Linked DNA regions of Mus musculus: all the other regions are linked to region 3. Evidence: chromatin loops called from intact Hi-C (ENCODE). Cell type or tissue: left cerebral cortex. All regions are shown on one strand. Region 1 holds the start of Slc37a2 (solute carrier family 37 (glycerol-3-phosphate transporter), member 2). Region 2 has its middle 29 kb from the start of Pknox2. Region 3 overlaps Ccdc15 (coiled-coil domain containing 15).

Region 1 (8,000 bases), 74 kb after region 3:
TTATTTTATGTAGATATGAGTGTACTGTAGCTGTACAGATGGTTGGTGCCTTCATGTGGTTGCTAGGAATTGAGTTTCTTTTAAGGACCGCTGCTCACTCTGGTCAACCGTGTTCCCTCAGGCCCAAAGAGTTATTTATTATTATACATAAGTACACTGTAGCTAACTTCAGATGCATCAGAAGAAGGGATCAGATCTCATTACAGGTGGTTGTGAACCATCATGTGGTTGCTGGGATTTGAACTCAGGACCTTCGGAAGAGCAGGGAGTGCTCTTACCCTCTGAGCCATCTGAGCCCACATTTCAAACTTTAAAAATGACTCTGTGTACACACATGCATGTGTGTGCCATGGTGCACATGTGGAGATCAGAAGACAACTTTCGGAAGTCAGTTCTCTCCTTCCATCATGTGAGTTCCAGGGACTGAGTCCCGTTCTCAGGCATGGCAGCAAGTGTCTTCTTACCTGCTAAGCTATCTTAATGACTCGCAGTTTACATTTCCTAGGAAAATGACAGTATGTTCTGGGGGTCATGTGTTTGTTTTTGACCTGCTCTGCTAGGTGTCAATGGGTAAAAATGGAGGTTGCCTACTTGGTCCTCACTGTTACCCTTGTGGGACCAAGCACACCTCATTACTATTAAGATGGGTGAGAATTCTGACTAGGCCTCTATTGGCAGTCATGTGGGAGGAAGGATGGACCTTCTCTGGACTTCCAACAGTACTTTGGTGTATGAGTTGGAGTACTCATCATCACTGGAAGGAGGTAAAGGTTTCTTCGAGTTTGAAGTTCTCAGATGCCACCTCAGGGCATGGGGATCTGTTGTAGACAGGTGTGAGCAGAAATCTAGGTCCCCTCCAGTCTTGGCTAACAGGAGTGAAAAGCGATAGTATTCTGTGTTTGTTCGGAGTGGGCTGCTTATTGCTTGGCTGCAGTTTGCTTGGTCCTTGGACTGGACATGGTTAACTTTTCTAGGCACTTCCCTTCCTCCCTCCTGGCAGTGTCTGTGTCAGCCTAGGTTTAACCTAGAATTCTGCCTCTGCCTCCCAAGTGCTGGGGTTTCAAATACGGACCACTAGGCTCAGTATTTTGAACCCTTCATGAAACCCTCTTATCATAACAGCTTGTTGTCCAAAGGATACAATTTCAACCTGTTAGCATGGTCATTCACTGCTCTTAACTGTCTCACTACAGTTAAGAACAGTCATAACTTCTGTAGTTTTCCACAGTGCACACGTGCTATGCACACGTGCCCCTCCAGCTATGCAGAATTTCCTTCAGTACCATGCTTTTTGTGGTATGTTGTTTTGCAGATGTGCTCTCTGGTTCCCACCTTCTCATCGTCTCTACATGGTAAGCAGCTAGCCATTCCTCAAATCTGAGCATGTTACATATAGTGAAGCTTTCTGATATTAAGAACTATTTGATCCCACCTCGGGATTATCCTTACCTGTATGAATACACTCTGTAGTGTGCTTTCTTGTTTGCATCGATTTACCAACTTACCCTTGAGGTGGGACTGTGCTATACATCTCTGAACTATTCAGCTGTAAGTTCTTTGGAGTTAGGCACTAAGCCTGTCTTATCACTTTGTCCTCTGCCTAGCATAGAACGGACACTGAGCAAATGTTTATTAAATCGGTAAATGGATGAATTATTACTTTCATCCAAAGACCATCTGCAACTTATGAGACTAGGTCACGGAGACAAACTCCTTCTTACCATTGCCATTTGCTTCTTCTTAGTTTTCCCTTAAACAAAGCAACTTTGAACAATTATAAAATTAAGCACTCATGCCACACTGTTCCCCCTTCTATAAGGACTTTGAGGTTGTGCTGTTTCCGTTCTGCTGGTCTACTAGTGTCCTGAGGAGGCTGGATACAGGAGCAGCAGCAGATGTGGTGTGGGAAGCCAGTTCTTCAGGATACTACTTACCACCAGTCCAGTCTTTGGTGAATTGAAACCCTGTTTGTAACTACTTTTATCAAGGCAGAGCTTTTCCTGGATAGACATTTCAGAAAGGTAGCTTTCATTGAGTGACATAGCATAGGTTTGTTTTGTACACAAGCACACTGTGAAGGATTTTGCAAGACAAACCTGTGCCACTATACACATCAGCTCTTGTAAGAACTCTGATCCGATGTTTAATGCACACATAATTTCTCTACCTACAAGAATTACTGAACATGTCAGGCACTATTACACATTTTCATATAAGTAACTTATAGTTCTTACATCTGCCTCATACTGCAGGTGTTACTGTCCATGTTTTGTAGCTATGGAAACTGAGAATAAGAATCGATCCTGACTCTAAGTAGTGTTTTGTACTTTTAGTGTCCATCTCTCAATGAAAAAATCCTAGTATTATATTTCTTCCAATATCCTGACTTCCTGCCCATTGGGTCACATCTCCTGAGACAAAGTTCTTCTATTGTCTGCTTTATAAGACAGAAATGGAAGAAGGGAAATGCATTTTTAAGGTAATGCTTATGTGTGTGTGTGTGTGTGCTGATATTTTATGTTCTTCAGCCTAGTAACTTCTTTTGGCATTTGGTCGCTAATATTCAGGAGCATTCAAGGCCTTTTATCCCATCCATAAAACCAAGGAAGACACTCATTGCTAAACAGAAAGCCTAGAAAGTCGCATGGGTGATCAGTGAAACTCAGAAGCAGCTGAAACTGATACTTGGTGGCTAAAATGGCTAATACCATTGAGTGTCTTCATCCCACGTGCCTAATACTGAACCAAGTAATTAGAGGGCTGCCGGTCAGGAGTTAGGATCTTCTCCTTTGGTGGCTGACTGAGTGGCTCCTCCCTTCCTCATTTCTTCAAACACCGGTCACATCTCACAGGGTTTGAGAACATGCTGTGTGGGGGTGTCAGATACAACAGGAAGATGAGACAGGAGTGGAGAGGTGCTGTTAGTGGGGAGAAGGATTACCTGGGTTGTAATATCCCTCTGTGTCAGTCTCAAGCAGCAGGAAGCAGAGAGCATCCAGGTCACCTACAGGAGCAAGTGATAGACATGCCCCATGTGCCATCCTAATGCCTGGACAGGGAGTCATGGCTCGAATCCATAGGCAGCAAAGACTGTTTGAGCTCTGCTCCTTAGTACTTGTTGGCACATAATGGGGCATACATACTCTTACAGCCTCAGAGCACTTAGAGTAAGAGCTTATGAGCACCGTACAGTTCCAGCACTCAGCAGATGCAACTATGGAAGATACCAGCACACCTCTAGAAAAGCATGTGAAACAAACAGTGTGACTATCTTTCAAGTGGAGAGACAGCTGTCTTCCACTGCTGAAGTCTAGCTAGCACCACAGAAGCGCTGGCAATAGTCTCTCCATTCTTCCACTGATGTCTACTTACTGAATAACCTCGCATGGCTGCAGCTTCCTTGGTTCATTTGTATGGCAACCAGATCCTTCTCTTAGTCCTCTAGAAATCAGTAGCTGCCATTCTGAGGATGCCAGCTCACTCTGTGTGTCTTCTGTTTAATCAGGAGTGTTTGCCACCTGGGTTTGAAGTGCCCAGGGCAGATGAGAGCTTAAAGTCATGTTACCTATTTTGATACCCATGTATGCCCCACTTCACTAAATGGTAAAAAAGGGATGTGGAGTTTATTTATTTAGTGTGTGTATGTATGTCTATTTTATTTGGTACATTTGCCTGTGTATGCACATATGATGGCCAGAATAGGACCCTGAGTGTCTTCTGTCATTCTCCATTATTGTCTTACAACAGGGTTTCTTACTGAATAACAGACACTCGGTTTGGGGGGCTGGCTGGCTGGCCAGTGAGGCTTTCAAGCTCTACTTGTCTTCCTCTCCTAGTGCTGAGGTCAGTGGCCTGGGCAGCCATGCCTGCTTTTTTATGTGCATGCTGGAGATTCAAACTCCGGTTCTCATGCTTGCACAGGAAGTGCTCTTACTGAGCCATCTCCCTAGACCCTGTACTTAGGGATTTCACTGAATTGTACTACATGATACTCTTGGTTTCCAGCATTTTACACGACATGGCATTTGTGCCTCCTGCCTATTGCCTTCTCCTTCCTCTAATCCTTTACCCCTGCCCTTGACTTGTTGCCTTTATTTCTGGCACTAGACCCATACTCCCAACTGCTGGTATTATCCAAGGGTTTTATAACTCTGCTTACCCTTTTTCTGCTTGATACCAGGGCTGACAAGCCAAGCCCATTATCCTGAGTCCACTGTTTGGTGGAGTTGTTACTGCACCTCCTTGACCTTGCTCTGAATACTGGACACTCCTAAGAGTTAGGAGTGGGTGGGGTAAGGGCTAAACCCATTCCTATTTTATGTACTATTAAAAAGTTTACTTTTGAGGCGAATACTTTCCCTTTCCACCCTCAGTATTTTGCCCTTGGTTTCGTACACAAGAATCTCGTCGCAGCTTCTTTTTATAGGTGGAAATTTACTCTGAATCTTTAAGCTAGAGGCAGTCATTTTTATGAGCACGGAAGACCCTTGTAGCTCTTCACTGCCACCTGGCTGCGTGCCTGGAAAGTGGAGATTGGAGTATTGGCAACATAGTTAGTTACTGGCTAGTGGAGCTTTAGGAAAGCTCCAGCAGACTCAGTGAACTCAGATTCGTCTGAGCAAGCAGAACCAGAACCTGAGAGGTGGGTTTGGGGATCATTTTCCTCCCTGAGACACTTCCAGGGCTCCCAAAGAGAGCCCGCAGATCATGAGTCAGCGCGGTGGTCCCACTGCGTTCACTTACACAGAGCACCGGATTTGCTTTGTGTCAGGGCACAGAACTGCTCAAGACAGGTAGCACTGCAGGAAACCCAACGTCACACAGAGTTGATGACTTGTAGGACTGCTGTTTTCAGTTCCCCATCCCCTCGTGGGTAGTGAAATGGAAAAGCCCAGACAAGAAAGAGGAGCCCCAGGAAACTCAAGACTGCTGGTTTCTGACTAGGAGAGAAAGTTCGAGAAAACAGATGGCAGTACATAGAAAACAGTGGCTAGTGAGCACAGAGGGATAGCTAGGACTTGCACTCGGCGCGACCTAGAGGGCAGGCCGGTCATGTTCAAGGGGCGGAGGCTCTGGCCATGGGCCTGCCTGGGGCGGGCCAGTCGGCGGGGCATTTAAATCGCTGCCGCCGCTGGCCGGGACGCGCGCCGGCTCTGCACCCTCCATAGTCTCAGCTTCGAGTGCCGGCGCCTCAAGATGCGGTCCTCCCTGGCTCCTGGTGTCTGGTTCCTTCGCGCCTTCTCTAGGGACAGCTGGTGAGCAGGGCTGGGGAGGGAGGCTGCCAAGACGCGCAGAGACTTGCTCGGGCGGCGGATGTTTCTGCTTGTCCCTGGAGTGGGGGATGGGGTTCTAGTTCTATCTGGCAGGGCTCCTTCGGTGGCGCAGGCGTGGAAGTTTAGTAACACAGAACTATTAATTCCACATTAGCCCAGACTTCTGTCTAACCCCGGTGAAGAACAAACAGGGTGCCTAGGAGTCTTCATCCTTTTTGGTTTGCCACCCCGTATCTGCAAACACAAGCGCACAAGCGGGTACCTGTGGAGTGCCTCCAAGTCTTATCTGTGTATTTGGAGGATCCGGATTTGCCTTTGAGGAACCCAGGCCAAGAACTGGTAGAATATAAATGGAGCCAGAGAGCTTAAGGCCCCTATTGATTAGATTAGTTAACAAGCCAGAAATCACTGGTTCTATTAAGCCTGTCTGACCCTTCCAGTCTCAGGGATACCTAGCTAGGGCAAGATCTCTGGGATCAGAGCTGCAGCTGCTCCAACACTGGGTGGTCACCCTTAAAAGCATGAGCTGGCATTGACAGCAGCTGCTCCCAGGACCACAAGGTCACCCTTGTGCTGGGAGAAGAGGTTTTAGCCAATCTCCATTGAGCTTTTGGAGCAGTGTACTTGGTCTGCAAGAGGTGGGGAAGGAAGAGTGTTAAAACATTTTGTTAGTTACCGTCATTTATAAACTATAAAACTTAACAAAATAGCCAGTTGCTGGCTTCTAAAAAAAACAAAACAAAAACAAAACAGATGACACAGCAATCTCAAATCTAAATTCTCAAACTAAACTAAGGGTCAGATTGGGCAGATACTTAGTCATCAATTTGGCCTGGTTTTAAAATAAGTCATTTTGTTTCAAGGTCTCTCAGGCTAATAATCATCTAAAACATTCTTTAGATGGTTTATGTGGTCCTTTCTACATTTGGAACTATTAAACAGTTTTATGTTTTCAGAAAGAGAGAAAATGTCTCTCAAAAGGAGATGAACACGAGAGTGAGAGCGTGTACTGCCCTCATAATGAAGGAGCTAGAAGATGTCATAATTGGGTAGAAAGAGAATTCAAGGGGAGGGGAGAGTTGCCGTAAGGTGGATGTGGATGGTAGCGATGGGCGCACAGTACACTTGCTGTCCCTGACTTTAGCTGCCCTGACTTTACATTTAAAGGTGGTTGAGATGATAAGGTTTTGTGCTATGTATATTTTACCACAATTTTAAAAAGCATAATATAAATAAGCTCATTTATACATTAAGACTCTTGAAGCTGTCTCACTAGTGGACATATTTTATATGACTTATCAATTAGCTGCAACTTCAGAGACTAAAATTGCTCAATGTCAAGAAAAACTAAAATCAGGATAAATGACAGACTAGAGTCAGATAATCTGGAAAGTTTTCTCTCTGTAAAACATCCTTTTCTTTGTAGACTCCATTTCAGGTTTGTTTTTTTTTAATCTCTAAGAAAAAATTTTGATCACACAATAAAGTGGGTCTCCTTAGATCTAATCTCATGGTTTACTTATGTACAGCAAAAACATTAATTAACCAAATAGGTCATGATCAGTGCTCTTGGGAGTTTTCATAAGGAATCTTTTTAAGAAAAATTTAAGGTGTGTGTCCGTCCCCGTCCTTTGGCAGTGGTGGTGCATGTGTGTCTCTGTGAGGCCAGAAGTCAACCTCAGATGTCTGCCTTCAGCAGCCATCCATCTTAGTTTTTGAGACAGAGTTTCTTACTGGGACCCGGAACTTACCAGCGAGTTCCACGGAGCTTTAAGTAGCTCCAGCCTGTCTCTGCCTTCCCAGGCCTGGGGGCACAGATGCAGCCGCCACCTTGTCAGGCCTTAAGGTGGGCGCTGAGGATGATGCTCAGCTTGTGCAGCAAGTGCTCTGCCGACTGAGCTTGCCCCATTCTTTCTTTTTTTTTTTTTTTTTTTTTTTTTCTGTTATGGAAAAAGTGTTTATTTTGAAATTATTTTAATTGAGAAGTAGAAAACCTCATAGGAAGGAGGAAGAAACAAAACACCACACAGCATTCAGGCAACGCTTTACTTCATGCCCTTTCCCCCGCTCTGGCTCACTCGTCCCATGATGAGAAGGACTCAGCCACCCACAATAATGTTATTAATGGGTATATGGATCAGTTTCACGAAGAAGCCAATGAATCCCATGATAGCAAATCCTATAGCTGTAGCCATGGCAATCTTCTGGAATTCTTTTCTGTCGGGTTTGGTGCATCTTTTAACCAGCCGAATTGAGTCCTTTACAAACTGCCGGCTGGGCTCCACAAACTGCATTACCTGATCCATGTTTGTTGGATGGCGGATTGAGAGCGTAGAGACACGTAGCTCAGGAGAGAACCCTCCCCATTCTTTCATAAGTAGCCGTGCATTGTTTTTTTAAAAATAGATATTTTACTATTTACTGCCCTGAGATAAGATGCCAAGATTTACCAGATTTTACCTGCTATAGATTTGGGCAGATTCCTCTTTCTTTACACCCCCCCCCCCAAATATCATAAGGCTTTTAGATCTGAAAAACTGACTGACATCTTCTACCTGTAAGACAGGGAACTCAGAAAACCACTTTCCTTGGAGTGATCTATTAGTATTGACTCCATACAATGAACCTCAGTCTCTTCAAAGGGGCTGATATAGTTGATATTAAATAGACATCCTGGTCTACTACAACATCCAGGCAAGGCCCTGGTTACATAATCAGTTCTAAATA
Region 2 (8,000 bases), 150 kb after region 3:
CACCAGCACAGATGAATATGGCCTCATTCCCCATGTGGCACAGAACCTTTTCAAATAAACTCTTCTTATTCATTTATTTCCTACAATGCCATCTATAGCTGGAAACTATCAATTTGATCCTAATGTGGTTAAGGCTCCTCAGCATGTTGTAGTCCTCTTAGGTCTTAAGCCTTGGGCGAGAGGAGCCAATCAGATGTGAATTTGTGAACAATGAGAGAAATTTTATAAATACCGAGTTCCTAATATTGAACAAGATGAACTGTAAGCCAGTTTCTCTCTACTTTCCTCTGCCATGCTCACTGCCCCGAGTTAGACTGTACACCTTCGGGGCTGCCACATGCCGGCCAGTGCCAGGATACAAGTGGAGGTCCTAGTCCAGACCGCTTCATTCCAATTCCTGTCTGTAGCATTGCTCTGCTTTCCAGGAAACCTTGTGGTCCTTGGTCCTGGATCTATCCATCACCCCTTCTGGTGCATGACTCCTACTCGGTTCTACTCTTACCTAAATAGCCATCCCTTATCCAGCCTGGGCACCTGGAGCAGGGTCTAGAAGGGAGAGCAGAGTTCTCCCACTGCCCCTTACCCCCGAGGGAGGAGTGCTCTGAAAGAGAGCTAGAGTCAGGTATAGTGGCACATGCCTAGAATCCCAGCAATCTGTAAGATAGGGACAAGCGCAGGTTCAAGGCCAACCTGACCTTTGCAGCAAAATCCCTGTTTCAATTCTCCCCTTCCCAAAAAATTAGGGAGAGACCTGATGCAGGCAGTTAAGGGTGCTTTGGCCCTGCACAGTTCTAGAGAACGGGTAGTAATTCCCTTGGCCCTGAAGCTTCCACTTGATGGCTATCTTCCCCTCCTCACCAGGGCCTGTGAGAACCAAGACACCTGGTTGTGTTATCCTTGCTGTGGCATCTGACTTTCCTCTCTCCTCCCCCTCAGCTGCCATTTCCTTCCTCAGTTTCCGCTACAGGCCTTGGGTTTCCAAACCCCAACCTACCTGTGCTGCTGGTAGGACAAAGCCACACCACATTTAATTGAACAAAATCTTCAGAACGAACAGTTTTAGTTTCAGGCCTTATTGGGGCCACAGCCTGGAGTGTGTGGGGGAACAATTGTTTTAGAAGGAATTCACCCAGTTACTCCTTCCCCTCCCCCAATCCCCAGCTCTGGGTGGAATCCAGCTAGTCATTTTCCAACCCGGTTGTGTGTGCATAGACACACTGCAGCTTCTTTGATCCCCCGCCTTTCCTGCTAACAGACAAACCGCTGCCAAAGCTTCCAGCTCCTTTCTCCATGGTGACCAAGCCCCTCATTTCCATTTAATCCCAGCCTCCCCATCCTGGGTGCCCACCCCTTCCTTTCTGTGAAGCTTGGGCATTTCCTTTCTCCCCTCTCCCTTCTAGCAGCTGACTCTCTCCAAAGTTTAATAAGTGTCAACATGCCACTGCCCCTTCTCCTGTGCCCTATCTGCCCTCTCCTCTTTGTCTCCTTTCTCCACTACGTCCAAATCTTTGCTTCTCTGCTTTTCACTCTTCAAACGTGTTCCTCTTGGGCCCCATCGTTCCCTGATGCCTCTGACCTGAAGGGAGGGCACACAGGCACAGAGGAGAGAGGCAGAAGGCAGGTCCTTCTCTTTTCCTCTCCTCTCTCAGTTGTGGCTCTGCCTGGGTTCTGTGAATGAGGGTGTGGGGAGGTGTCTAAGTCTATATAGCACTGTTGCCTTCAGCCACATCAATCCAAGACCTCCTTAGAGTTCTTTGGAGCAATCCCTGGAATCTTCTAGATTCTTTTAGAAGCTTCCCAGATGCCCACCCTCTCCTTCTGGCTATCAGGCAAGTTGTGCAAACAGGTGAGCCTAGAAAGACAGATGACCATCACACGCTGTTAGACTGGTGGACCCAACTCATCCAGGGAATGTCCTACTCCCTGACAGGGCCTAGGAATTGCACTCACAGTGCTCCTCTGGAGGAGGCCCTTCTGGCTCTAATCGTGGTGATTGCATAGCTGGAACATGGAGGGTCTGCCCAGGACTCACTTTTAACAGTCCAGTCCTGTACATCCGTATCAACATTATCTTCCTCGTGGTAACCAGGTGATTTCTGCTGTGCAGCCAGAGAAGCTGAAGCCGGGCAAGCTTAATATGTTGCCCAAATATTTGTACAAAGAAGGAATCGGTGAAGCTGAGCCAAGAATCCAGGTTATACTGTTCCTGGTTCCTTCCACTCACTGTCTTTCTTCAGTGATCCGTGGAGGAAGCAGAGACAGGAGGAGACTGTAAACGTTGGTGTGAGGCACGAGGAGGCAGTTACATTTTCCCTCACTGGAGGGGGCAGTTACATTTCTTTCCCTTTGTCCTATCGACTCAGTCCAATGTACAGTCATATGAAATGTTAATTTGTGCTGTTCTCAATATTTAGTTATATCTACCCCTACGTGCGTGTATCTGAGTTTTCCTCCCCTAGGCTCCAAGTTCCCCAAGACTTTTACTCATACATGTCCTCCAAGGAAGGCAGAAGGATCCCACATAGGTCCATGGGGTCTGGCTTCAGACCTTGCAGGAGGCGTGTGATACAGTGCTAATGACGTCATCACTGAATCGCATAGAAGCCCAACTCTCTTGCTTTTCCATCTTCCCATAGTGCCCAGCCAGGCTCCTCGGCCTCCTCGTTAGCCTCTGTGAGAAATTAAAGCTCCGGTAATCAAATCAATCCTTGTAAATTCCCCAAGAACAGCTCCAGAGGCCCCAACAAGCCAGCAAACCCCAGACCCAAATCCATGTCAAATTTCATAGATATAATTTAAGCAGGGATCAAAACACACACTAACCTAGTAAGTACGGCTGCTCAAAATGCAGAGTTTATAGTCCATCTGCCTCTCTGCTTCAGGGAGTCTGTATTAAATTTATTGCAAAGTAAAACAAATAAACCCAAGCAAAGGCAAGATGAAAATCTGCATACTCGTCGGAGAATTAGCAGCCCTCTCTGGTTAGGAAGGCTGCCTCTCAATTTGCATCTCTAAGGAGTTGTGACTGGGCTGGGGGTTGGGGCTGGTTGGGCAGGACAGAGACTCGAAGCAGGACTGTCCCCTGCTGGCTGGTAGTAGAACTGCAACCCCCTTGATCTTTGAGGGGGACTTTGTGGGGCTTATCCCACACCCGTGGAGAAAAGGATCTGCAGATGAAATAGTGGTTGACAACGTGTGGAGTTGGTAGAGCAGGCAGCAGAGAAAGAGAGAGAGAGAAAGTCACTGTGGGAAGCAATCTGTATTGCTTCTGTATGTAAGACTCGTGGCTAGGAAGTGGGTTGGAGAGAGGGGTGTCAAGGAGATTTGGAATTTTTACAGGTGTACTAACCAGAGACTGCATCGAACTTCGTGACTTCTCTTATTCCTCTTTCCTGTTCCTTCTGCATTGTTTGCAACTGTACTCACAAAGGCCAGAAGTCTGGTGTGGAGGCTGTAGTGATTCTTGCACTATTGGCTGTAGAGTATCAGCCACCTGCTGCCTGTGTAAACCTGGGACAAGCCATGTCGGAGACAAAGGGCTGAGTTGGCGACAGGACTCGAATGTGCATGGCCTTGAGATGTGATGCTTCCTGGAGCAGCCCGTTCCTGCTCAGTTTGCTCATCTGTTCTAAGCCTTTCAGTGTTGACGCTGTGGATCTGTGGTCCAGGAGTACAGACATCCATCATGTTCTTTCTGGGAAGCTCAGAGGATCTCACCTGCTCTCCCAGGATGCTCCCATCATCCTTTCTGCCTGGCTCTATGGGCACCACCTTTAGAGTGATGGGTGCAGAGATTTCTGCAGGCAGGGGTAGGCTATCTTCTTTATAAGATCTTATAGGTAGATGAAGAGAAATATATTGATCTATAGATGTAGTCACACTCTAATAATTTGTTCTGTTTATTTATTTATGAACCCTGCCATTTAGACGGCTGGTGTATACCATGGTCTTTCTTAGCAATCGCTTGCTTTCCTCTGCTTGCTTTTCTCAACCCGGTGCCCAAGACAGAAGGCTCAGAATAAGCATCTGATGAATGAGTGAATGTGTAAGAGCTAAGTGATGCAGGATGATAAATACTTGGCCACAGAGTCTGCTTGGCTGGCCTCCTTGATTTCCTTTATTCTCCAAGGACCTCGTGACAGGCCTCTCTAATCTACTTCCTGAGGAGCTATAAAAAGCCATCTGCTTCTTCACCAGTCCCTCAAAAGGCATCACTTCCAAGTGGGTAGGAGCCCAGAATCTGGAATCAGAAAGTTCACAGTTCTTATCCTGGCTACTGTACTCAAACTAGCCAGGGGCACCTAGCCAAGACCCAGCCTCAGTCTCTGTTTTTCTGTTTCTCTGTCTCCCTGTCTCCTTCCCTTCCTCTCTCACTCCCTCTATCCTTCCCCCTTCTCTCCCTCCCTCCTTCCCTCCCTTCCTCTTTCCCTCCTTCCCTCCTTTCCTTCTTCCATCCCTCTACCCTTCCCTCCTTCCTTTCCTCCCCACCTCTCTTTCTTCTTCCCTCCCTCCATCTCTACTTCTCTCTTCTGACCACAGAATATATGAACACCAAGTCAGACTGCCAGGCTGCCCCAGGGGTTTAACCTTGGCTTCTCTGTTAGTTGAGTAGCTCGGAGCAGGTGACTTAATCTCTGGTGCTTCAGGTTCCTCATCCATAAACTGGAGTTAATAGAATCTACTCCATAATGTTGATGTGAGGATTAAAAGAGCTAATTCACATAAAGCCCCTAAAACAACGCCTCATGCTTGGTTGGCATTAACTAACGCAATAAACGCTAGAGGTTATTAATAAGAAACAAGGGATTTTTGTCAAACTGAAGGCATGTACCTAAAGGAAAGGCTCTCCTAGAAGATGTGTGGAAAGGTAAGAGGGAAGCCTTTGTGTGAACAAGCAAAGCCTGCCCAGAAGGGACAGGTAGGTTTGCCATCCTGGGGGCAAGAGCAGCTGTCCAGCTCTTCACCTGCACAACTCACCTTGGCATTTGTTTATCAGAAGCATCATGGGATAAATCTCAAGCATTCAAAGTTCTTGCAGCTTGCTGGCCTTTGAGGCATATTTGCTCATAGCCCCCACGCACCCCCTTCTTCGTTCTGGCATCGCTTCTTCCGACCATTTCAGCTGCACTGAGAACAAATGAGCTCAGTTCTTCCCAGTGGACCCAATGCTCGTCCTTTGCATTGTCTCCTGCAGGTGTCCTATCCAGTATCCCCCCCTCCTAACCTCTGAATGTCCCTGGCCCTTCAGACAGCAGCATCTATGGGAAACCTTCCCTGTTGAAGCCTGGTAGAGCCCTAACCTGATCTTCTGTATCTCTGCACTTGTTCCCTTTCCCTCCTGTTAGTGTGTGCCAACCCAACAAAACCCCAACAGAAATTAGTATCTGCATGATTCCAGAAGCCAGAAGTCCAAAGTTAAGGTGCCAGTTAGGTTAGTTTCTGCTGAGACCCCTCCTTGTGGTCTGTAGATGACTACTTCTCCTGTTTGTATAGGGAATAGGGGAGAAATAACCACCCCTTCCATTTGTTTGTGGTGTTTGTTGCTTTGTTTTGTTTCGACAGGGTCTTACTATGTAGCTCTGGCTATCCTAGGCTATCCTAACTAGGTAGATCAGGCTTCCAAGAGCTGGGATTAAACTCATGCCTGCTATGCCTACCCAGTTCGTCTTTTCTAATTCTTATACAGACACCAGTCTTCTCGGATCAGAACCCCACCCTTACAACTTCCTTTAAGATCCTGTCTCCAGCTATAAGACACATTGAAGGTCAAGGGTAGGGTTGTACTTCAGACCCTTGCGTCCCAGCATATAACATGGTCCCTAAGGCTCTGCCATTGCTTATGCAAACATTCCCCAGAAATTACACCTCACTCTGACCCCGTCCATCACTTTGTGATTCTGTCATATCTGTAACACCTGCTCATAGCAAGGGCTCGATAAAGAGGAGTGTTTGTAGGTGGGTGAATGAGCAGTGATGGCAAGGGTTCTGAAATATAGCTATTCCAATGGGACCTAGTGTAGCTCCCTCACTGTATAGCAGGGGAAACCGAGGCACAGCGTCCTTGGTCTTTAGTGGCACAGTGGAGGGAGGTTGGAAGTCAGTCTCTGAAGCCAGTCCTCTATTTTTGCCTTGCAACAGGAGAAATCAAAGAGCTGCCTAAGACTGATGGTCTTTTAAAACCCACTGAGTTTCCTTGCAAGGAAAACAGCTCTGGGTTTTCATTAGCAAACCAAACTCCTTCCTTTATGCACCCACCTCACCTTGCTGGAATATTTCCCTGGCCAAGCACTCTGTTGTTCACTCCCTGCCTTAGTCAGGGCCAGGGATGTCAGGATGGCCTGGACTGGGAGTCTGCCCAGGTTTCCAGTCCATGCTGACAACCCAGGTGTGTGGCTCTTTGGAACCTTGTTTTTCTGTTAATGGGTTTTGTTAACTGTTTGTCATTTGCTTATGCAAATCTATCTCTTTCTGCATTAAAATGAACCCAATTATAAAGTGAAATTTTACAATTAAGCCACTTAGTGAAGGACATTAACCGACCAGAAGGAATTGATTTGTAAAAATTTCAGCGATACTTACCAAATGTTTCTAAGATATGACTAAGTCCTCGGGTTTTTCTTTACACAAACAGGTCCTTGCACATTTCCATACACACCCCCCACAGACACAGCACACATTTTCACACACCTGGTTTTCATCTTCTCACTGGGGGACTTGTTCTTGCTCCTTCTCTGGGTTTAAATTTTCCCCAAGTAGAGGAAATTCCACCAGCCGTCAGATCATGTCTGCAAAGTTCTTGGAGGCCTTCCAAAAGAAATGGCCCCTGGGCAGAGGAAGCTAGAGCAGGCAGGAAAGCAGAAGAAGGTGTAGTGGCCTTAATAAGTCTCTTCGCCACCTTGGTGACTGGACTGATGGATATATTTTGGCATTTGCTTCCCTGCGTGGCTGTAATCGATAGCAGTTATAGACAGAGATGCAGAAAAGGTGGGGGTGTGGGATGGGGCAGTATTGATTGGTCTTTACAGGAAAGAGCCTTGCCTAGGGATGGAGTGACCATAAGAAGCAGGACCCTGTTGTTCCTAAAGTAGGTTACCTTTCCTTATACCCCCCACTCCTCTACCCAGTCAGAACCTGGATGGAGGCAGAGAGGACATTTAGCCTGTGACAAAGTCACATTTATCTTGTTCATGGCACCCCCAGTTTACAGGTTGGACATCACTGTCTCCCAGGCTGGTGTGAGTGCAGGGAAGAAAGCTCTTTAAGCACAGATTGGCGGTGGGTCCCAGACTAAGTCTGTTTCCAGGAATGAACCCAAGTCAGGAAGCAGCTTACTGGTCTCAGACAGCATAGTATATAAGGGACTATTAGGATACATTCTGGACACAGTGTCCCGAGCTAGAGCAAACTGTGGCCCTGAACCATTGCCTCCCCTCTGTCTGTAGGCTGCTGGCACTGAAGTGGGTTGCACAGTTAAAAAAAAAACAAAAAAAACAAAAAACATAAAACAAACATTCTGGAGCCAGACTGCCTGGGTTCAAAGCCAGCTTCTGCTACTTAGTATGTGACCTTGGGCAGGTCAATTTGCCACTATGTAATTGATAGTCTCATCACTAAAGTGGAGATGATAGCAACAGTGATTTCTAGAGTGTCTATGGTGGTTTCAGGGCAGCTTATGTAAAGAATGTGGCATAAAGAAAACACTGAACTCAGGTCACTGTTGTTGTCCAGTGGGGTGGACACTGTAGCTGGTGTCTGTGGCTCATGGGTGGAACTTAAAGGTACAGGTTTCTCTAACCACACAGGATTGCCTCAGCATTTGCCTTCTGACAATGAGAACACGGGTTCAGCACCCAGCATCTGCTAAATAATTCTCTGAGTAAACTGGTCTATTGCTACAAGGTTCCTTAACCCTTTTCCATTCAGCAGCTACCTCAAGATTTAAGAACTAAAGCCCAGGTATGAATACAGAAGGATGGGGACAAACAGTTGCCCCTTGATGG
Region 3 (8,000 bases):
CCATGGTATGGGTCGTGCTGCCCCAATGGCCACTAAGGAAAAACCCAGACCCTGTCTGTCTTGGTTTCCATTAGGTGAGATGGGCTCTATCCTTCCCTGTTCTTGATGTCCTAACCCTTTTCCTTCTTTATAACCCATCTTTGCCATGATATTTTTTGCTTTAGCTGAATACCCTCCCAATGGGGCGTTTTCATTGGACAAAATAAGGCCCAAATGCTGCATAATATCCCTTCCCCAGAGGTTAACCGGGAGTGGGAGCACATAAGGTATGAATTTCCCTTGCTGTCCTTCAGAGGATTCCCACGTCAAGGCAATGGAGCTTATAGTGGGACATGATTGATATCCTAGGCCCTGTAATGAATGAGATGACTCTGTGGTGGGCCATGCTTTGGGCCACCAATGTGTAGAAATTATACTTTCATCTGCTCCGGTATCAAGGATGCCTTCAAACTCTTTTCCATTAATCTTAAGGCGGAGCTTAGGTCTATCATTTAAAGATACAACCAAATAGGCAGAATCATTTCCTGAGGAGCCCATTTTCTTTATCTCAGGTCCTGCAGATTTCTCCCTGGTATTATCAGGGAGGAGCAGCAGCTGAGCTATCCTATCTCCTTTACTAATAGAAAAAACGCCTTTAGGGCTTGAGCACAGGACCTGTATTTCAGGGGAATGTTGACAATCCATAACTCCAGGGTGGACTACTAAGCCCTGCAAGGTGAGTGAACCCCGGCCGAGAATAAGGCCCATGGTTCCCGGGGGCAAGGATGGTATAGGCTCCACTGGCACCGGCTGAATACTCATTTGAGGCATTAGTAGGAAGTCGGAGGCGGCACGCAGGTCCACCCTTGTGGGTCTTCCTGGGTCGCCTCTCTGACTGCTTCCTGGGTCCTGACAAACCGGTTCCCATATCTTTGAGGGCCCTGGGACCGAGGGCCCGATGACCCGTTTTTTGGCACATCAGTTGATTGACTATCAGGTGGGGGAAGGACTCTGCCCTTTATATCCCTCACAGAGCGACACTGGTCAGCTCTATGATAACCCTTGCCACACTTAGAGCAAAGAGTGAGAGTCCCTCCCTGTTTATCTGGAGCTCTGCAATCTTTCTTAAAATGCCCAGGCTTTCCGCAATTAAAACATGTCCTCTGATCATTTCTGCTCATGGAGCGGTTCTGAGATTGGAGGATGGCGGCCGCTAAGCCTGCATTGGTGAGAGGTCCCCCAAGCTCTCGACAGACCCTGAGCCAGTCTTGTAAGCCTTTGTTCTTTCTTGGGGCTATGGCCGCTCGGCACTCCTTTGTGGCTTGCTCATAGATTAGCTGTTCTATCAGAGGCGCAGCTTGCTCTGACTCTCCAAAAATACGCTCTGCTGCCTCTGTCATTCTGGCCACAAAATCTGAGAAGGATTCCTGAGGTCCCTGGATTATCTTTGTTAACTGCCCGGTGGTTTCACCTGCTCGAGAGAGCGCCTTCCAGGCCCTAATAGCCGTGGAAGAAACTTGGGCATAAGCTCCCCAATGGTAGTTTGTCTGATCAGCAGAATAAGCTCCCTGACCCGTTAACAAGTCAAAAGTCCAATCTCTCTGCTCTGGAGTCAAAGCAGCTGCGTTTGCTCGGGCCTGCGCTTGTGCAGCTTCGTGCCAAAGCGCTCTCCATTCCATATATTTGCCCATACTAGGGAGAGCGGCTTTTACAACCGTTTGCCAGTCAGCAGGAGTTAGTGCCATGCCAGCGAGCCTGTCTAACTGCACCAAGGTAAAATTAGCATTGGTTCCGTATTTACGAACCGACTCGGCAATTTCTTTAATTTGTAAGTATTCTACCGGAGCGTGGACACGCCCACCCTCGGCTCCTTCAAAGACCGGAAATGCCTGTTGTATTTTCCTTTGTTCCTCTCTGGGAATGAATGAGTCTGCGCACTGCCTCTCTGCGCACTGCCTCTCTGCGCAGGGCTGACGCACTACGCAGGGCGGGGACTCCGCATAGGGCGGACCTTGAAGCCGACTGCCCTGAGGCCAATCAGCAAACTGGCCTTCGCCAGCCGCTTTTGGCTTTTTTCTTGACCAATTAGCTGGCTGGTAATGGGCTGCTTCTTCCTCCCAGTCTGTTTCCTCAGAGGAGAATTCTTCATCTGCTTCAGAACTACTAAGAGCTGGCTCCCCGAGCCCATCCAGCGATGAGCACAGGCTCCTTTTCCTAGAGACCTCCGCTAATTGATCTTTCTTCTTTTCCCTTTTTCCTCTTTTTCTTCTAATCTCTCTCCAGGTATTCCTACCTAACCTTAACTTTTCCTCGGGTTCAAGACCCTTGGAAAGGCCTGTATACTTATTTTGTGTACCATATTTCCTCTTTGCTCCTACTCTCTCTCCCCGCTTTACTTCTGATAGCTTGTCCTGAATTTCATCTAGAATCCGCCCTATCTTAACCACTTGATAACATGTGAAAAGGAACAAAAGGGCTTCTAACACTAGAAAAAATTCAAGGCCAAACATATTCCACTTTACTTCTGATAGACTGTCTTGAATTTCCTTAGAAAGTTCAAGGTCAGACTTACCTCGTAAAGCTGTACTCACTGGTACTCTCGTTCCCCAGCTGAAAAGTTCTGAATTCATACAGTTGAATCCTTCTTAACAGTCTGCTTTACGGGAACCTTTATTACCGCGACCCGCAGTTCTGGTTCTGGAATGAGGGATCTTCCTTGCGCCAGTCCCGAGTTTTTTCTCGTCCCGGAATTCGGCACCAATTGTTATTAGACGCGTTCTCACGACCGGCCAGGAAGAACACCACAGACCAGAATCTTCTGCGGCAAAGCTTTATTGCTTACATCTTCAGGAGCCAGAGTGCAGGAAGCAAGAGAGCAAGAAGCAAGAGAGCAAGAAGCAAGAGAGAGAGAAAACGAAACCCCGTCCCTCTTAAGGAGCATTCTCTTTCGCCTCGGTCGTGTCACTCCCTGATTGGCTGCAGCCCATCGGCCGAGTTGACGTCACGGGGAAGGCAGAGCACAAGTAGTCATAAGATACCCTTGGCACATGCGCAGATTATTTGTTTACCACTTAGAACACAGCTGTCAGCGCCATCTTGTAACGGCGAATGTGGGCGCGGCTCCCAACAGCTTTGATCTGGTATTTTCTCACTATGCTCCCTTTCTACCCTTCTGGAATTGCAGTGTATATCCTGTGTCATTATATGTTGGAAATATGTAATCTGCTTTTCATTTTGATTTTATAGGGGGTTATAGTTAAGAGATTGCATGAATGTCAGAAGAGATTTTGAACTTTGGACTTTTAAACAGTGGTGAGCCGGTTAAAGACCATAGGACTTTTGAAGTTGGATTTAATGCATGCCTGAATTTTGATATGGCTACAAGCCTATAGTGGCCAGGGAGTGGAATGTGATGGTTTAAAAGGAAATAGCCCCCTTAGGGAATGGCACTCTTAGGACGTGTGGCCTTGCTGGAGGAAGTGGTCACTGTGAGAAGGCTTTGACGTCTCAGATGCTCAAGCCATACCTAGTATGGCAGTCATTTCTTAATGTCTGCTAATCTAGATGTAGAACTCTCAGCTACCTCTCCAACACCATGTCTGCCTGCCTGCTTCCTACCGTAATAATAATGGACTAAATTTTTGAACTGAACGCCAGCCCCAATGAAATGTTTTCCTTTATAATAGTTGATGTGGTCATGGTGTCTCTTCACAGCAGTAAAACCCTAAGACTGGGTCCTTGACATGGCTGTGTCCATTCAGCAATATTCATTCAGAATTTCCTCATTCCCCACAATGCTTGGTCATTATTGAATTGTCATCTATGTATAAGTAGAGAGAGTATTAAGAGAGACATGCTATCATCTTCAAATCTTGTTTTTTAAATTTCTTTTACCCCAAACTTTTTTCATTGTTTTGGGGGCATTGTGTGATTTGTAGTAATCATTTTTATAATTATTTTAATTGTCTTTTTAAAGTTTATAAATAGGAGCCAGACATGGTGATATATACTTATAATTTTAACCTTCAGGAATCAGGTTAGAAATATATAAAGTTTGAGGCCATACTGGGCCATGTAGACTCTAATAAAAAAGAAAGAAAAGAAAAAAATGAAGAATTTATTAAACTAGGCACTGGATACATTATAAGCAATATAAGAGTGAAGGATAGGTTCCGTCTTTGCCATCATGATTTTCACTATAAATTTCATTGTAATAGGACTTCTTCTGGCTTTAACACATCAGGCAGCATATAAGGGAAGACATTATATGTGTTAAGCATTGTAGGGGATATTAATAACATGTGAAATAGGACCCTCTATGGGTTTATTTTTCCAGAGAGATATACTATAGTCTGTTATACTCCAAAGGTTGTGCCATGGGAACTCTAAAATTTTAAATTATAAGGGAAGAGTACAGGGAGAATTCCTGCAAGAGACAGAATTGAACTGTTTATTTTCAATTGGTATGCTGAACTGAATTGATAAATTTGACGTTTTGAGATAAGAACAGTAAAAAGTGTAGAATCTGTAATATGCTTGGTTTTGTCTACAATAAGTGATGAAGCCTCCAGTTAGTATTTTATGAAGGAAAAGAACAGAAATGAGGTGAGGTAGGAAATCAGGTTATAAAGAATCTTAGTTTATGAAGTGAAAGTTTATGAAATGAAAGTTTAAAAATTTGTATACCTTCTCCCCTGCTTTTATTTCCTGGAAAGAGCTGACTTACAAAGGATGTTGGGTGACTTATTATTAATTTGGTCCTATGAACTTTTGCCCACACAGCCAGTAGTTGTTTTTATTCTTACTATTGCTATTGCACTTTTAATCCACTAGATGTCGTTGTGAAACCAGCCAATGAAACTGTTAATGCATTAACTCCTTTGCTTTATCTAGGACTGATTAAATAATGGCAAACACAATTAGTTTCTGAATGTTAGTGAACGTTTCCGTTTTTGTTTCTTTAAGCTGTAGAAAAATAGAATACTGGGGTTGGGGTTTTAAAGTTTTTGTTTCCTAACTTTTTATTTTATTATTTAATATGATTGGGTATTTTGCCTGTATGTACATGTCTATGCATTATGTGTGTACAGTGCGTGCAGAGGCCAGAAGAAGGCATTGGAACCCCTGGAATGGGGTTACAGAGGGTTGTGAGCTATTGTGGGTGCTCAGACTTGAACTAGTGCCCTCTGGAAGAGCAGTCAGTGCTCCTAACTGCTGAGTTGTCTCTCCAGCCTCTGGCATTGATTAGATTTAGTTTAGTTTTGTTTTGTTTAGTTTAGTTCAGTTCAGTTTGCTTTTTTTAAGACAGGGCTTCTCTTTGTAACAGCCCTGGCTGTCAAAGACATCTGCCTGCCTCTGCCTAGGGAATGCCACCAGGCCTGGCCAGCATTGGGTTTTAAAGCTTATCTGATGCTTAAATATTAAAGGACAAAATGTTTTGGCATCTGGACTATACGTGATAATATAAGCATCAGCTGTTGTCTTAATTATCTTGCTGTTGCCTTGATAAAATACCTTGACAAAAGCAACTTAGAGAAAAGGCTTATTTATTTTGGCTTAGAGGTCAGGGCAGTAGTCCATGAGGCAGCAGGCAAGGAAGGCATGGTGGCAGGAGGGGGAGGCTGGCTGTTTTCATTATGCCTGCACTCAGAAAGCAAAGTCTCTAGGAAATGCAGCTATGCTAAAACCTCAAGGTCACCTCGGTGACCTCCTTCCTCCAACAAAGCTCCTTCTTCTAAAGGCTTCATAAGCTTCTTCCTCAAGCTAGGGATCAAACATCCAAACATGAGCGTGTGTGAGACATTGGCATTCAAACCACAGGGTGCCGAGGGTTATTGGAAAAGCAGGGTTGTCTAGGAGTTAATGCTAAATCTGGGTAATATGCTTACATTTTATTAACTTAATTACACTTCCCTTAAATGGAAGGAAGGGAGGAAGGGAGGGAGGAAGGAAGTTAGTTCATAGGTTAAGGCTGCTCATCCAGAGGACTCAGGTTCAATTCCCAGCATTCACATGGCAGCTCACACCTGTCTGTAATTCCAGTTCCAGAAAATCTGATGCCCTCTTCTGACCTCTGCAGGCACTGAACACACATGGCTAACAGCCATACGTGCAGGTACAATGCCCATGCACATAAAACTAAAATGAATAAATCTTTAAAAAAAATAACAACAAAAAACAAAAATCAAAACAAAAAAACAAAAGCAAAACCACACTCAAGTGTATGAAATAAATAATTGTAATATTTTTTAAAAAGATGAAATAAAAAACATTTTTAGGGGCCAGTGGCTCAGTGTAGGAAGGCACTCACTGCCAAGCCGAGTGAGCTGAGTTCAAGCTCAAGGACCCACATAGTGAAAGGAGAAAATCAATTTCTGCAGATGGGCTTCTGGCCTTCATATTTCGACTGTGATTTGGTAGGGACACTTGTTTCAACAGGTAAAGGTGCTTGGCACCGGCCCAGTGACCTGCGTTTGTTTTCTGGGACCCATATGTTGGAAGGAGAGAACCAACTCCCACAAGTTGTCCTCAGTCCTTCAAGCATTGGCTCACATGCACACACTAAAAAAACCAACAATAATAACTTAACTGTAGTAAACTCTTAAAAAATGTGTTTTGACTAGTTTTTCTTTTTGTCTTACTATCCAACCTCCTTCTAATGCTTGATATCCCCTACCTATTGAATGGCCACATGTAATTAGGAACGGAAACTAGTAACCACAGCTCCTTTTGTTAGTACAGATATTTATCCTTACAGATTTGGATGCTGTGGTTTCATTCTTGGTTGTTTAACTGAATTTTCATTCTTACCATATAACACATTCATCTTTAGACCGTGCAGTTTAGCGTTGTTTCTTTTCAGACTATCATGGTTTGTTTTAGTTTCCTGTTTCTCATTGAAGATTTTGCTATCTTGGTTTTTAAAAATAACTTTTTAGGTAGTATATAATTAATATACTACATTAATTTCATTATGAGATTTTTATGTATATTGTTATGTTTTGCTCTTTATTGCTCTCTTCTACTGTATCCTTCTTCCTTTTGCTAGCCTGCCTCTCTTTTTCTCTCTCCCTACTTTTGCTCTCTCTAAAACCTAGATTCTTTAGAAGTGAAAATGTGGTATTTTGTTTCTTTTCTTATTATCCCCTTGTTCTTCTCTCCTTCTTAGACCTCCTCTTCTTTCTTAATCCCCTTTCCTTTCATATTGTGTGTATGTATGTGGTGCTCACATGCACATGTGTGTGCACAGATTTTGTGTGTAAATAGATTTTGTATATAAGAGAAAATGTGATAATGCATTTGTTTGAGTCTTGTTTCATTTGGCATGGTGATCTCTAGTTCCACCCATGTGCAAATGGCATTTCATTCCTTTTTATGGATTCCTTTTTATACAATTCCAATGTGTATATCTATCATGTATTTTCTTCATTCATTGATAAATCTTAGGCAGGCCTGCTATCCTGGCTACTGTAAATAGTGAGTAGTAATAAAACGGCTGTGTCACTCTCTGTGACATACTGACTTGGTTTCCTTTGGGTGTATTCATGGAAATGCTATCGCTAGATCACTGTTAGTTCTATTTTTAGTTTTTGAGATACTTCCAGCTGATATTTCCATAGTGGCTGCAGTTTATGTTCTACCAAAAATATAATGGCCCTTCCCTCTTACATCTTTGCCAGCATTCTGAGTGGGTTTAGATGGAATCTCAGAGCAGTTTTTCTTTTTTTAATGTGCATTTTCATGATACCTAAGACTTTTGAGCATTTGAAAAGATACTTCCTGCCATTTGTATTTTTTGTTTTGAGAACTGTCTGAAGTTCATTTGTCCTTTTATTTATTTACACAAGATCCCCTCTTGTAGGGTGTAACTTTTTCAGTTCTTTATAGATTCCAGGTAACAATCCTCTGCCAGGTGAGTAGCCAGCTGATGGCTTCTTGTGCTATATAGAAGGTTTTTTAGTATCATGCAGTCCCATTTGTCAATTAAGTCTTAGAAGTATCTTCTGTGCTATTGGACTGCT

What was found. A loop is a pair of places that touch in the nucleus more often than their neighbours do. Peaks named below come from ENCODE experiments on the same cell type or tissue, not always from the same donor. Only the 100,000 strongest peaks of a DNase experiment are listed, where the experiment ranks them.
Region 1: a loop joins it to region 3, with 2.5 times the contacts of the local background. A loop is called at or near these places in 17 of 42 quality-filtered maps.
Region 2: it touches region 3 in a loop (5-fold over the local background); 19 of 42 quality-filtered maps call a loop at or near these places.

What each region holds. Positions count from the first base shown.
Region 1 is chr9:37,252,554-37,260,553 of GRCm38, reverse strand. Slc37a2 (solute carrier family 37 (glycerol-3-phosphate transporter), member 2) reads left to right here and starts at 4,816. Exons shown (of 19, transcript NM_001145960.1): 1 at 4,816-5,255. The coding sequence starts at 5,197. It also overlaps the pseudogene Gm10177. In left cerebral cortex, a CTCF peak has its summit at 4,510; DNase peaks (open chromatin) are centred at 4,557 and 5,281; H3K4me3 peaks cover 1,118 bases; H3K27ac peaks cover 308 bases.
Region 2 is chr9:37,172,352-37,180,351 of GRCm38, reverse strand. No RefSeq gene overlaps it. Among named protein-coding and RNA genes, the nearest start is that of Pknox2, 29 kb to the right of the region's middle. In left cerebral cortex, CTCF peaks have their summits at 2,291 and 3,092 (motif pointing left); DNase peaks (open chromatin) are centred at 2,674, 3,038, 3,519, 4,138 and 3 more places; H3K4me3 peaks cover 421 bases; H3K27ac peaks cover 1,421 bases.
Region 3 is chr9:37,326,477-37,334,476 of GRCm38, reverse strand. All of the region lies in intron 4 of Ccdc15 (coiled-coil domain containing 15), which reads left to right. Among named protein-coding and RNA genes, the nearest start is that of Ccdc15, 18 kb to the left of the region's middle. In left cerebral cortex, CTCF peaks have their summits at 4,810 (motif pointing right) and 6,066 (motif pointing left); a DNase peak (open chromatin) is centred at 4,815.